2 separate regions of the Homo sapiens genome follow, and region 1 is linked to region 2. The links are chromatin contacts, found by Hi-C or POLR2A ChIA-PET in ENCODE. All regions are on one chromosome and are shown on one strand. Each heading gives the region's core, a stretch centred on a gene start or an enhancer-like site at or near the end of the contact. The rest is flanking DNA. Distances are from core to core; before and after follow the strand shown.

What was found. Hi-C counts contacts between places; a loop is a spot of excess contacts on that map. ChIA-PET counts read pairs that join two places held with the same protein, here RNA polymerase II (POLR2A).
Region 1: a map of thyroid gland shows a loop between it and region 2 (2.9-fold over the local background). The contact joins two enhancer-like sites. A Hi-C loop is called at or near these places in 1 of 168 maps with a recorded cell type or tissue (thyroid gland). POLR2A ChIA-PET finds 5 or more read pairs at or near these places in 3 of 52 experiments (AG04450, HEK293 and OCI-LY7).

The regions. Positions count from the first base shown.
Region 1 is chr17:1,918,672-1,925,162 of GRCh38, reverse strand. No RefSeq gene overlaps it. Among named protein-coding and RNA genes, the nearest start is that of RPA1, 92 kb to the right of the region's middle. RefSeq lists a silencer at 2,868-3,050. Within about 2 kb of position 3,947, at least 3 of the 41 ENCODE cell types and tissues checked have a DNase peak (open chromatin) inside an H3K27ac peak, as active enhancers do.
Region 2 is chr17:2,354,654-2,361,819 of GRCh38, reverse strand. It overlaps SGSM2 (small G protein signaling modulator 2), which reads right to left. Exons shown (of 24, transcript NM_014853.3): 3 at 21-183. Among named protein-coding and RNA genes, the nearest start is that of SGSM2, 21 kb to the right of the region's middle. Within about 2 kb of position 2,204, at least 8 of the 41 ENCODE cell types and tissues checked have a DNase peak (open chromatin) inside an H3K27ac peak, as active enhancers do.

The DNA of each region.
Region 1 (6,491 bases), core at 2,698-5,197, 440 kb after region 2:
CCTGGCTAATTTTTTTCGCATTTTTGGTAGAGACGGGGTTTCACCACGTTGGCCAGGCTGATCTTGAACTCCTGACCTCAGGTGATCTGCCCACCTCAGCCTCCCAAAGTGCTGGGATTACAGGCATGAGCCACCGCGACTGGCCAATTTGTTTTTTTCTTTTTTTCTTTTTCTTTTTTTTTTTTTTTGAGACTGAGTCTCTCTGTGTTGCCCAGGCTGGAGTGCAATGGCGCAATCCCGGATTCGAGCAATTCTCCAGCCTCAGCCTCCCGAGTAGCTGGAACTACAGGCGCCTGCCATCACGCCCGGCTAATTTTTTGTATTTTTAGTAGAGACAGGGTTTCACCATGTTAGCCAGGATGGTCTCGATCTCCTGACCTCGTGATCTGCCTGCCTCAGCCTCCTGAAGTGCTGGGATTACAGGCGTGAGCCACTGCGCCCGGCCTTTTTTTTTTTTTTTTAGACGGAGTCTCGCCGTGTTGCCCAGGCTGGAGTGCAGTGGTATGATATTGGCTCACTGCAACCTCTGCCTCCTGGGTTCAAGTGATTCTCCTGCCTTAGCCTCCCATGTTGGCCTTGGTTTTAAGCCCAGGAGTTTAAGACCAGCCTGGGCAGCCTAACTGGCTGTAGAGCCACCATGCCTGGCTCTACAAAAAAAATTGTTTTAATTAGCTGGGCAGGCTGGGCATGGTGGCTCACTCCTGTAATTCAAGTACTTTAGGAAGCTGAGGCAGGAAGATCACTTGAACCCATAAGTTTGTGACCAGCCTGAGCAACATAGATGGCCCAGCTACAAAAACAAAACAAAACAAAACAAAACAACACACAGGGCTGGGTGCGGTGGCTCACGCCTGTAATTCAAGTACTTTAGGAGGCTGAGGCAGGGGGATCACTTGAGTCCATAAGTTTGTGACCAGCCTGAACAACATAGACGGTCCAGCTACAAAAAAAAAAAAGAAAATAGGCTGGGCACAATGGCTCACGCCTGTAATCCCAGCACTTTGGGAGGCTGAGGCAGGTGGATCACGTGAGGTCAGGAGTTCGAGACCAGCCTGATCAACATGGAGAAACCCTGTCTCTACTAAAAATAAAAATAAAAATAAAAAAAAATCAGCCGGGTGTGGTGGCGCATGCCTGTCATCCCAGCTACTCGGGAGGCTGAGGCAGGAGAATCGCTTGAACCTGGGAGGCAGAGGTTGCGGTGAGCCAAGATCGTGTCATTGCATTCCAGCCTGGTCAACAAAAAGCGAAACTCTGTCTCAAAAAAATAATAATAATAAAATAAAATAAAAAATAAATTAGCCAGGCACGGTGGCATGTGCCTGTGGTCCCAGGTACCCAGGAGGCTGAGGTGGGAGAATCACTTGAGCCCAGGGGTTCAAGGGTGCAGTGAACTGTGATTGTGCCGCTGTACTCCAGCCTGAGTGACTGAGTTAGACCCTGTCTCAAAAAAAAAAAAAAAAAAAAATTAGCTGGGTCTGGTGACAGTTTTAGGCCTCTTCTCAAGAGCTTTTGTGAATCCCGGGACTGTCCTTGGAATTTATATTTTCTTTTCACTGTTTTTGCTCATTTGAAAAATTGTCTCAAAATTTTCATGTTAATTTCAATCAAATATGTCTACTTTTCTTATTTGGAATATTTTCATGGATTTTAATATTTTGTTTCCAATTTTAAATGGTCTAATAGCAAATTGGCTTAAAAACTGAACGGGCAACCACTAATTCATATATCAATTTATCCTAGGTGATACTACAACATTTTACAATGTGTCTTAGTTTTTTTCTTTTTATTTGGAAATACTTACAGGTTCACAGGAAACTGAAAAAAAGAAAGCAGCAGGGAGGTCCTGGAGCCCTTTCACCCAGTTTCCCTCAATGGTAATATTTTGCGTAACTCCCTGTTAATTCACCATAAAAAAAATATATTTTGGGCCGGGTGCGGTGGCTCAGGCCTGTAATCCTAGCATGTTGGGAGGCTGAGGCGGGCAGATCACGAGGTCAAGAGATGGAGACCATCCTGGCTAACACGGTGAAACCCCGTCTCTACTAAAAATACAAAAATTAGAGCCAGGCGTGATGGCGGGCGCCTGTAGTCCCAGCTCATCGGGAGGCTGAGGCAGGAGAATGGCTTGAACCCTGGAGGCAGAGCTTGCAGTGAGCCGAGATCGAGCCACTGCACTCCAGCCTGGGCGACAGAGTAAGTCTCCATCAAAAAAAAAAAAAAAACTGGGCCTTTTCATCTCAGAAGTTCCTTCTCTCTCACTAGAGAGAGAGCTGTTTACCTTTCTCCTTTCTCTTTCTTTTGCCTATTAAACCTCTGCTCCAAATATATATATATATATATATATATATATATATATATATATATATATATATATATTTTTCAGTTAGTGATATTAATTTTACCTATTTGGGTAAAGTTTCCACATATTCAAACAACTTTGATAAGGAAAAAAATAAAGCTTCCAACAGGGACAAGGAAGGAATAGTCCTTTTCTTTTTTTCTTGGATATTTATGAATGAAATTTTAGGATTTTAAATGTCATTATATCATTGAACTGAGAAGTGGAAAATGAGAAGTGTTTGTCCAGATGCAGGATTATTGGCCAGAGTCCCCCTAACAAGTTTGGGGAGATGAAGGAGGTGTTCACAAACCTCCTGGAATTCAATGCAGGGCCCCTGGAATGTGCAGGTTTCCAGAGAGAGCTTTCTTTCTCTTTCTGTTTTTTTTTTTTGAGAGGTAGTTTCACTCTGTCGCCCAGGCTGGTGTGCAGTGGCCGGATCTCGGCTCACTGCAAGCTCTGCCTCCTGGGTTCACACCATTCTCCTGACTCAGCCTCCCGAGTAGCTGGGACTACAGGCGCCCGCCACCACACCTGGCTAATTTTTTTGTATTTTTAGTAGAGACGGGGTTTCACCGTGTTAGCCAGGATGGTCTCATCTCCTGACCTCGTGATCCACCTGCCTCGGCCTCCCAAAGTGCTGGGATTACAGCTGTGAGCCACCGCGCCCGGCCAGAGAGAGCTTTCTTTTTCTTTTTCTTTTCTTTTTCTTTTTTTTTTGAGACACAGTCTTGCTCTGTTGCCCAGGCTGGAGTGCAGTGCCACGATCTCGGCTCACTGCAACCTCCACCTCCTGGGTCCAAGTGAGTCTCCTGCCTCAGCCTCCTGAGTAGCTGGGACTACAGGCGCCCACTACCACACCCAGCTAATTTTTTGTGTTTTTAGTAGAGACGGGGTTTCACCATGTTAGCCAGGATGGTCTCGATCTCCTGACCTCGTGATCCGCCCCTCGGCCTCCCAAAATGCTGAGATTACAGGCGTGAGCCACTGCGCCCAGCCAAAAGCAGATGGAGTCTCACTCTGTTGCCCAGGCTGGAGTACAATGGCACCATCTCGGCTCACTGCAGCCTCCACCTCCCGGGTTCAACTGATTCTCCTGCCTCAGCCTCCCAAGTAGCTGGGATTACAGGCGCCCATCACCACGCTTGGCTAATTTTTGTATTTTTAGTAGAGGCAGGCTTTCACCATGTTGGCCAGGCTGGTCTCAAACTCCTGACCTCAGGTGATCCACCCGCCTCGACCTCCTAAAGTGCTGGGATTACAGGCATGAGCCACCGCGCCTGGCCTTTTTTTTTTTCTTTTAATTAATAAATAAATTAATTTATATTTTTGGGACAGGGTCTTCCTCTGTTGCCCAGGCTGGTCTCAAACTCCTGGGCTCAAGCGAACCTCCTGCCTCAGCCTCCTGAGTAGCTGGGCCCACAGGTGCAGGCCAGCACGGCCTTTTCATCAGATCCTGAAAAAGGCTAAGAACTGGCCCGGACTCCTTCGTTTCACCCTCAGCGGCTCCTCCGCAACGCCGCCTCCCACCTGGCATGTAGGTGGCACTCCGCCTGGGGATGACGAGTCCTTGGCAGAACCGGCTTGTGGAACAGCCAAGGCTGCGGCGGAAATAGTCGCTCTTGACCAGTTTGTCCTTTTGACCAATTTGGTTTCGACCCAATCGTCTACTCCTCCACTCTGTCACACAAGGAAAACGGGGCGGGGGTGGTGGGGGAAAGGATGGAGCGGCTGGTTCCAGAAGACGCCAGCAACGGAATTTTAAACCCAGGCAATCTGCTTCCTTGTCATCCTAAAAGCTGTGGCAACTGGCAGGCTCCAAGCTCCCTGGGAACACTGGCTTCCAAATGCTAGTTTGGAGACAAGGGGAGCCTGTGATTGCGATTTTACCGATTTGCAACGAAACATTAATGTATTGAGTTTTTTGCTAAGCCAAATTTATTCCATCTAAAGATAATCCTTTATTCTGAAATCATGTCCTTATTTTTTTTTTTCCTTTGGTTTGGGGAGGGAGAAGGGTGTTCTAAAAAGATCTTTCTTTGGCCGGGCGCAGTGGCTCACGCCTGTAATCCCAGCACTTTGGGAGGCCAAGGTGGGTGGATCACCTGAGGTTGGGCGTTCGAGACCAGCCTGGCCAACATGGTGAAGCCCCGTCTCTACGAAAAATACAAAAAAAATTAGCCAGGCCTAGTGGCGGGTGCCTGTAATCCCAGCTACTCGGGAGGCTGAGGCAGAAGAATTGCTTGAACCCGGGAGGCAGAGCTTGCAGTGAGCCAAGATTGCACCATTGCACTCCAGCCTGGGTGACAGAGTGAGACTCTGTCTAAAAAATAAAAGTAAAAATGATCTTTCTTTTCTGAACCAACGGGACTGGTACATAGCAGCTTCTGTGTCTTGGGGTCTCTCATTGGCCAAACAAAATGCTGGCAACCCAAGGCAAGCCCTCCAAATTCTTTCTGCAACCCTACTGCTCTGTGCATGCAAAAACTCTGGGAAGGGTGGTTGTGGAGGAGTCTGGCAGTGCGGCCCTTGCCTTATGCTGTTCCCAGCCCCAACCCAACCCCACTTGGGCCAACGGCTCTGCTCACCTGTGCCAGCTCCGTGTGCATGGCCTCCTTCCTCCTTATCACCTGCCTTCCATTATTTGCAGATAATTATCTGCAATAACCAGCCAGTTACCCTTAAAGACAATTATATTCTCTCTCTTTTTTTTTGATACAGAGTCTCGCTCTATTGTCCAGGCTGGAGTGCAATGGCATGATCCTGGCTCACCACAACCTCTGCCTCCAGGTTCAAGAGATTCTCTACCTCAGCTTCCCGAGTAGCTGGGATTACAGGCTCCTGCCACTGCGCCCAGCTAATTTTGTATTTTCAGTACAGACAGGGTTTCACCATGCTGGCCAGGCTGGCCTTGAACTCCCAACCTCAGGTGATCCTCCCGCCTTGGCCTCCCAAAGTGCTGGGATTACAGGCGTGAGCCACCACGCCTGGCCAACAATTATATTCTTCTATCAGCAAACATTGATGTTCTTTTCTTACATCTTTTAATGAAGCTGACATTAGGGAGATGTTTCATTTTCATAAAGTCAAACGGCTGCCTTTTAAGAGGGTTTGGGTTCCATGTTAATGTTTCAAAGCCTTAACTAGGGGATGGGTGTTTGGTGGAAGTAGAAAAGGAATTAGGAGGACTTCTTCCCTGTTGGTCCAAGAGGAGCTGCTTTGAGAGGTCAGATGCCCAGGGGACCCGGTACAGCGTGCCAGCCCCCCTCCCCAAGCTAATGAGCTCTAAAAGTATCAATGCGATGAGCTCAGCCCTGCAAGTGAAATCATTCAGCAGTGCTGCTCTCATAGCTGTGCCTGCCTCTCACTGACCACGGCTTAAATCCTCCCTCCCTGCAGCCACCTCTGGGGACCTCCAGAGCTAATTGCTTCAGGGAGCTTCATTGAAATGAAGCACCCTCAGCTGCTCATAAAAGCTTTATCGTGGGCGAAGGCTGACCCAGACGGAACAGTAGCATCTATCTCCCAGGTCAGGGGGCCAAAGGCGCCGGCCGAGGCAGGATCTAGGCTTACAGAAATAACTCGGTTAGGTATTAAAAAGCCGGGGGCGGGGGAAGAGGCTGTAATTTTATCTCTTCCCGAGTGCCCCTCTCTTTACAATTTGGGCCTTACCTGGTGACTATGTGTACTTGAGTCACTCATTGTGGGCCAAACAACCTCAAGATGCAATTTCTTTCAAAGGTAGAAAAAAAATAAATAAACGAAAGTCTGCTCCTGCTGGGTTTATAAAGAGCTGTTTTCTTCCTGAGCTCTGTGGCATGGTGGCTGTAATCCGGAATTTCTTTTTAATCATAGCAGGAGTCCCAATTAGCGTGTTGGGTAATCTTTCAAGTAGAACTGGGAGCTCCGTGACCATAGAGAGCCGAGGAAATGTTACATGTGAAGAAGCTCTGGAGGGACAGGGCCGAGAAGGCAGTGCTGTCAGGCCGGTGCACACACGTATGTCAATCACGTATGTCAATCACGTATGTCAATCAACGTGCATTTGCAGGCTGGATCCCAGTCCCAAGAGCAGGCGTGTGCACCCTGGGTTTCTTGACCCCCAGTTCTATCATACCTGGACCAGAAGGAACGTATGGAGTGTACGTGG
Region 2 (7,166 bases), core at 955-3,454:
GGGGCTGGCCCAGGGCTCACCTGCCCTCTGCTTGTTGCTGCAGCTCCTGTACCTTGTGGCAAATCTCCCCCGCCACTGGGCACGTCTTCCCCACCTTGGTGAACAGGGCTGCCATCTTGTCACTGCGCAGGAAGCCAGCGGCACGGCGTCTCAGCTGATGCAAGAGGCAAGCCTCCACTGCACCTAGGCCACAAAGGGAAACGGCATCTGAGCCTGGGAAAGACGGGGGAGCAGGAAGAAAAGCTCCTCTTCCCCATACCTGTGGTGAGGCAAGGGGTAAGGGCAAGCCAAGGGCAGGCCAGGGAGATACCCTGGCTTCCTTCCAAAATTCCCCTCCCCGTCCCTCGGCTCCTGCCCGGGGCGAAGAGCTTTGACATGCCAAGCTGTCCCTCTCCCTCGCCTGGTGCGCACACACCTCCTATATGCAGCCTCACCCCTGGGGGTCATGAGGACCAAAGCTCCCCATTCAGGGTGGCATGAGTGGCTCCAAACCTGACAGCAAGGCACAGCACCTACAGGACGGGGATGTGAGGAACACCCGACTCGGGAGCCTTTCTGGAGGGCACGGAGGATGCGGTTGCTAAGGAACAGGGCTCTGCAGGAGCTAAAATATTGATGAAGTCACTGCAGAGCTTGGACCCGACAGTGGCCGCTGGACTGATGAGCCCAGCAGCTGAGGGAGAGATTTCTCTTTTCCATGCTAGGAGGGCTTCCCTCCATTCATTCATGGTTTAGGGTTAGGCTTAGTCTCTGTCTGGACTTTCCACAGACAGACCCTGCAGGAAGAAAAGAAGGGCTTGGTAGGAGACAGTAGGGAGCTGCCCTGTGCCCAGACAGACTCTAAAGACAGGAGTGTGTATGTGTGTGGGGCGGAGAAGCTTCTACATGATTGGGCCAAACTAACAGTTTTACAGGTGAGGAGGGAAAGGCCCAAAGAGGGGAAGAAACTCGATCACAGTCACAACATGGCAGAGCCACCAGGATGAGGACCCAGGGCTCCAAGCCTCGGCCCGAGCCCCTTTTGCCACGTCCAGGTGTGTCTGGTTGGGGGCAGGGACACTGAGGGGAGAAGGAGGTGGTTTTTTCACACGGACTGGAAACAGTGAGCTGTGCTGGAGACAGTCAGACAGAACAAAGTCTGAGCTTGGCACGGTCACTTGCTCTGAGACTCAGTTGTATCCTCTGTGAAATGGGAAGAGGGCTAGTGTGAGATGTCACATGAGACGGAGGATGTGAAATCACCCATGCGGGGTCTGGCTCTCAGGAGGTGCTGGGTCTAGGTCAGTTCCTGACTCCTCACCCTGTTGGTTCAGATACAGTTCTACAGCTAGCCTCTAAGAGCTGGCTTTCAGCAGGACCTCTCCCCGACAGGGACAGGAAGAGGGTGCACTGGAGAGACGATCCAAGGCTGCCCCAGAAGTGGGTGGAGACAGGGAAATTGAGGTCTGTCAAGGTTTTTTTATTTTTATTTTTGAGACAGGGACCCACTCTGATGCCCAGGCTGGAGTGCAATCGTGGAATCTCAGCTCACAGCAGCTGAGAGCTGACCTCTGTGGTTCAGGTGATTCTCCCGCCTCAGCCTCCCGAGTAGCTGAGACTACAGGCACACACCACCATGCCCAGCTAATTTTTGTATTTTAGTAGAGACGGGGTTTCGCCACGTTGGCCAGGCTGGTCTCGAACTCCTGACCTCAAGTGATCCGCCCGCCTCGGCCTCTCAAAGTGCTGGGATTACAGGCGTGAGGCACCGCGCCCGGCCCACATGGGGAAATCTTTGGCTTAAGCGTCCACATGCTCCTCTCCATGATCATTCCCCCTGGTCCCTGGAGGTCTTGTGTGGCCCTGGGATATACAGGCGAATGACCCTTTTGTCCCAGTCTCTTGGTCCTGGGCTGCTGCAGCTACAATTCCGTGCCTGTGGAAAGGGGGTGATCATTTCCTGGGGTTGCACTTCCCATTCAGAGTGGGGAGAGAAGCAGCACTGAACAGGACAGAGGGGCAGCAGGTGGCACATGTCCTGCACGGATCACATGCCTCAGTGGTGTGATTAATTGCCGGGATAATGAGTCATTCGCTTCCCCACCTTCCCTAGGCGACCGCAAAAGCAGCCAGGCCGTGGGGACTGGGGAGTGGCCGGCCCCAGCACTCCCATCGGGGTGGCCTCGCCTACCTTCCCGGCCAGCCTCTGAGCACAGCCATGGGGTTCTCTCGGGTGAGAGGAGGCATTCCTAAGCAATTACTGCAACTAAGGAATACTGAGAGAAGCCAGGCATCACGCTCAGTCCCCCCTTTACCCCACGGTCCCTAATTTCCTTCTGTGCAACCCAGGCAAGGTGCCAGGCAGTGTCTGGGGAAGGAGAAATCCCTCTCATGCATCGACTTTCCAAGCTAAGACCAGTTAGGCCATTAGGCCAGGCATTACTGACTCAGCTCTGTGGGCTCCCGGCCAGTAACTGTTCACACTGCACTTGTCCTATGCCATGCCCACAAGGTGTTCCCCACCGAGAGTGTGCACGTGTGATGAATATGTTATCGCGTGCAGTGTGCAGACAAAATAATAATAGTGACACCACTACTTGAGAACTATGGCCCCGAGAGGACTTTGTGAATGGGCTTCTGGGGCTCCAAAAACTCCCTCCCTGGGTCTGGGCGCCGTGGCTCACGCCTGTAATCCCAGCACTTTGGGAGGCCGAGGCAGGCGGATCATGAGGTCAGGAGATTGAGACCATCCTGGCTAACACGGTGAAATCCCATCTCTACTAAAAATACAAAAAATTAGCTGGGCGTGGTAGGGGGCACCTGAAGTCCCAGCTACCTGGGAGGCTGAGGTAGGAGAATCACTTGAACCTGGGAGGCAGAGGTTGCAGTGAGCCGAGATGGCGCCACTGCACTCCAGCCTGGGGGAACACAGCGAGACTTTGTCTCAAAAAAAAAAAAAAAAAAAAACAACAACAACAACAAAAAAGAGCCCCTCCCTGATATTGGGAGCAATTTGAATGCAAATTGTTGAGGTGCTCTAGAATGATTAGGAGAGTGCTTTTTTTCCTGGATAGTAGGTCTGTGGTTCTCAGCTTCTGACCCAAAAAAGATTAAGAAGCCGTTTTTTTTGAGACCGGGTCTCACTCTATTGCCTGGTCTGGCGTGCAACGGTGCAACCACAGCTCACTGCAGTCTCAGCCTCCTGGGTTCAAGCCATCCTCCCACCTCAGCCTCTCAAGCAGCTGGGACTACAGGCTTGGGTCACTAAGCTTGGCTAATTTTTAAAAATTTTTTGTAGAGACTGAGGTCTCACTATGTTGCCTAGGCTGGTCTCCAATGCCTGGCTCAAGTGATCCTTCCACCTCAGCCTTCCAAAGCGCCGGCATTACAGGCTTGAGCCACTGAGCCTGGCTCTGAGACTTCTGAGTCGAGCAGAAACCCAGGCATTGTCACTAATTGAAACATACATGGAGACATAAACACATGCCATCCCGCATCTAGTGAATACCACACTCAGAACTGCCTGCAAAGCCGGCAGCAACAGTGTCCTCCTTCCCCGGGGACGTGTCTCACAGACACGGGACGGTGAAGGACCCTTCCCCAGGGAGAGTCCACATGACGGCCCAAGCTTATCCCCCGTTCTGACTGGAGGCCCAGAGCACCAAGCAGAACTCCAGGGCCTTACTCCCCTTACTCCTTCCTTCCCCAGGTCCCCACTGTGACCCCACCTCCCAGGGTGGAGGGTGGTGGCAGGAGATACTTGCAGGGCTAAAGCACCAGGTTAGCTGAACCTACCTGCCTGCTGACTGAGCTGTCTGGGCCCTGGGCTCCCACCTGTGAAGGCTTCAGGACCCCTGATCCAGTGGGTCCCAGCACCAGCTACGGCCACCCTGGGTGCACCACCACAAGGTGATGACCCTGACATTATTTGGCTTATTTCATATGAGAAAAAATGTGGACTAATTAATAAAAACCAACACTGGTTGGCATGGAAAGGTTTGGGCAAATGAATCAAAATGGAGAAGAGAGAAACATGACTTTAGTGGCTGGGCATGGTGGCTCACACCTGTAATCCCAGCACTTTGGGAGGCGAGGTGGGCGGATCACCTGAGGTCAGGAGTTCGAGATCAGCCTGGCCAATATGGTGAAACTCCGTCTCTGCTAAAAATACAAAAATTAGCCGGGTGTCGTGGTGGGCACCTGTAGTCCCAGCTACTTGGGAGGTTGAGGCAGAAGAATTGCTTGAACCTGGGAAGCAAAGGTTGCAGTGAGTTGAGATCGCGCCATTGCACTCCAGCCTGGGTGACAAGAGCAAAAACTCCATCTCAAGAAAATAAAATAAAAAGAATAATAGTCTCCAATCCCATCCAGGTTGCTGCGAATGCCATGAATGTATTCCTTTTTATGGCTGAGTAGTATTCCACTGTATGTATTTATCAGTTTCTTTATCCACTCGTTGAATGATGGGCATTTGTCACCCTGGTTTTCTGGTGGCCTTTGGAGTCTGGGCCAGCTGAGCCCAGGTACATTCTCTACCCTGTCAGCCCATCCCATCCTGCTGACAGCAAGGCTCAAGGAACTGCAACTCTGAGTGGGCAGGAGCATAACTGCATTTAACTCCAGCACACTGTTGGACACCCCTACAAAGGTCTGGAGCCATCTTCCCAGGGAAAGGCCAGGAACTACAGACCCAGACTAGCCCTGGGGCTCCCTTCACCAGCCCCGATGTGACCTCAAAGCCATCAAGTTCTGCAGCCTAACAAATGCTACACACGGCTGGAGACCACAGATGCTGATGGAATCCTATGGGCACCCCAACCCTTACACCCCAATTCCACCATTCTAAGATATGGGGTCCCTTCCCTAACCCTTACACCCCAATTCCACCATTCTAAGATATGGGGTCCCTTCCCCCAACCCTTACACCCCGATTCCACCATTCTAAGATATGGGATCCCTTCCCCAATCCTTACACCCCGATTCCACCATTTTAAGATATGGGGTCCCTTCCCCAATCCTTACACCCCGATTCCACCATTTTAAGATATGGGGTCCCTTCCCCCAACCCTTACACCCCGATTCCACCATTTTAAGATATGGGGTCCCTTCCCCAATCCTTACACCCCGATTCCACCATTTTAAGATATGGGGTCCCTTCCCCCAACCCTTACACCCCGATTCCACCATTTTAAGATATGGGGTCCCTTCCCCAATCCTTACACCCCGATTCCACCATTTTAAGATATGGGGTCCCTTCCCCCAACCCTTACACCCCGATTCCACCATTTTAAGATATGGGGTCCCTTCCCCCAACCCTTACACCCCGATTCCACCATTTTAAGATATGGGGTCCCTTCCCCCAACCCTTACACCCCGATTCCACCATTTTAAGATATGGGGCCCCTGCCCCCAACCCTTACACCCCGATTCCACCATTCTAAGATATGGGGTCCCTTCCCCCAACCCTTACACCCCGATTCCACCATTCTAAGATATGGGGTCCCTTCCCCCAACTCTTACACCCCGATTCCACCATTCTAAGATATGGGGCCCCTGCCCCAACCCTTACACCCCGATTCCACCATTCTAAGATATGGGGTCCCTTCCCCCAACTCTTACACCCCGATTCCACCATTCTAAGATATGGGGTCCCTTCCCCAACCCTTACACCCCGATTCCACCATTCTAAGATATGGGGTCCCTTCCCCCAACCCTTACACCCCGATTCCACCATTCTAAGATATGGGGTCCCTTCCCCCAACTCTTACACCCCGATTCCACCATTCTAAGATATGGGGTCCCTTCCCCAACCCTTACACCCCGATTCCACCATTCTAAGATATGGGGTCCCTTCCCCCAACTCTTACACCCCGATTCTACCATTCTAAGATATGGGGTCCCTTCCCCCAACCCTTACACCCCGATTCCACCATTCTAAGATATGGGGTCCCTTCCCCAACCCTTACACCCCGATTCCACCATTCTAAGATATGGGGTCCCTTCCCCCAACCCTTACACCCCGATTCCACCATTCTAAGATATGGGGTCCCTTCCCCCAACCCTTACACCCCGATTCCACCATTCTAAGATATGGGGTCCCTTCCCCAACCCTTACACCCCGATTCCACCATTCTAAGATATGGGGTCCCTTCCCCCAACTCTTACACCCCGATTCCACCATTCTAAGATATGGGGTCCCTTCCCCAACCCTTACACCCCGATTCCACCATTCTAAGATATGGGGTCCCTTCCCCCAACTCTTACACCCCGATTCTACCATTCTAAGATATGGGGTCCCTTCCCCCAACCCTTACACCCCGATTCCACCATTCTAAGATATGGGGTCCCTTCCCCAACCCTTACACCCCGATTCCACCATTCTAAGATATGGGGTCCCTTCCCCCAACTCTTACACCCCGATTCCACCATTCTAAGATATGGGGCCCCTGCCCCAACCCTTACACCCCGATTCCACCATTCTAAGATATGGGGTCCCTTCCCCCAACTCTTACACCCCGATTCCACCATTCTAAGATATGGGGCCCCTTCCCCCAACCCTTACACCCCGATTCCACCATTCTAAGATATGGGGCCCCTGCCCCCAACCCTTACACCCCGATTCCACCATTCTAAGATATGGGGTCCCTTCCCCCAACCCTTACACCCCGATTCCACCATTCTAAGATATGGGGCCCCTGCCCCCAACCCTTACACCCCGATTCCACCATTCTAAGATATGGGGTCCCTTCCCCCAACCCTTACACCCCGATTCCACCATTCTAAGATATGGGGTCCCTTCCCCAACCCTTACACCCCGATTCCACCATTCTAAGATATGGGGTCCCTTCCCCCAACCCTTACACCCCGATTCCACCATTCTAAGATATGGGGTCCCTTCCCCAACGCTTACACCCCGATTCCACCATTCTAAGATATGGGGTCCCTTCCCCAACGCTTACACCCCGATTCCACCATTCTAAGATATAGGGTCCCTGCCCCCAACCCTTACACACTGATTTCACCATTCCAAGAGACCCAATTTAGAGTAGAGGAGACGCCAGGAAGACACAGATGGAAGGGACGTGGGGAGCTGCTGAATCCATTCATATATTGCTGGTAGGTAGGCAAGATGCTGCAACCCGTATAGACGCAATATGGCCCTCTCCACTAATGCTGCAAATAACCTC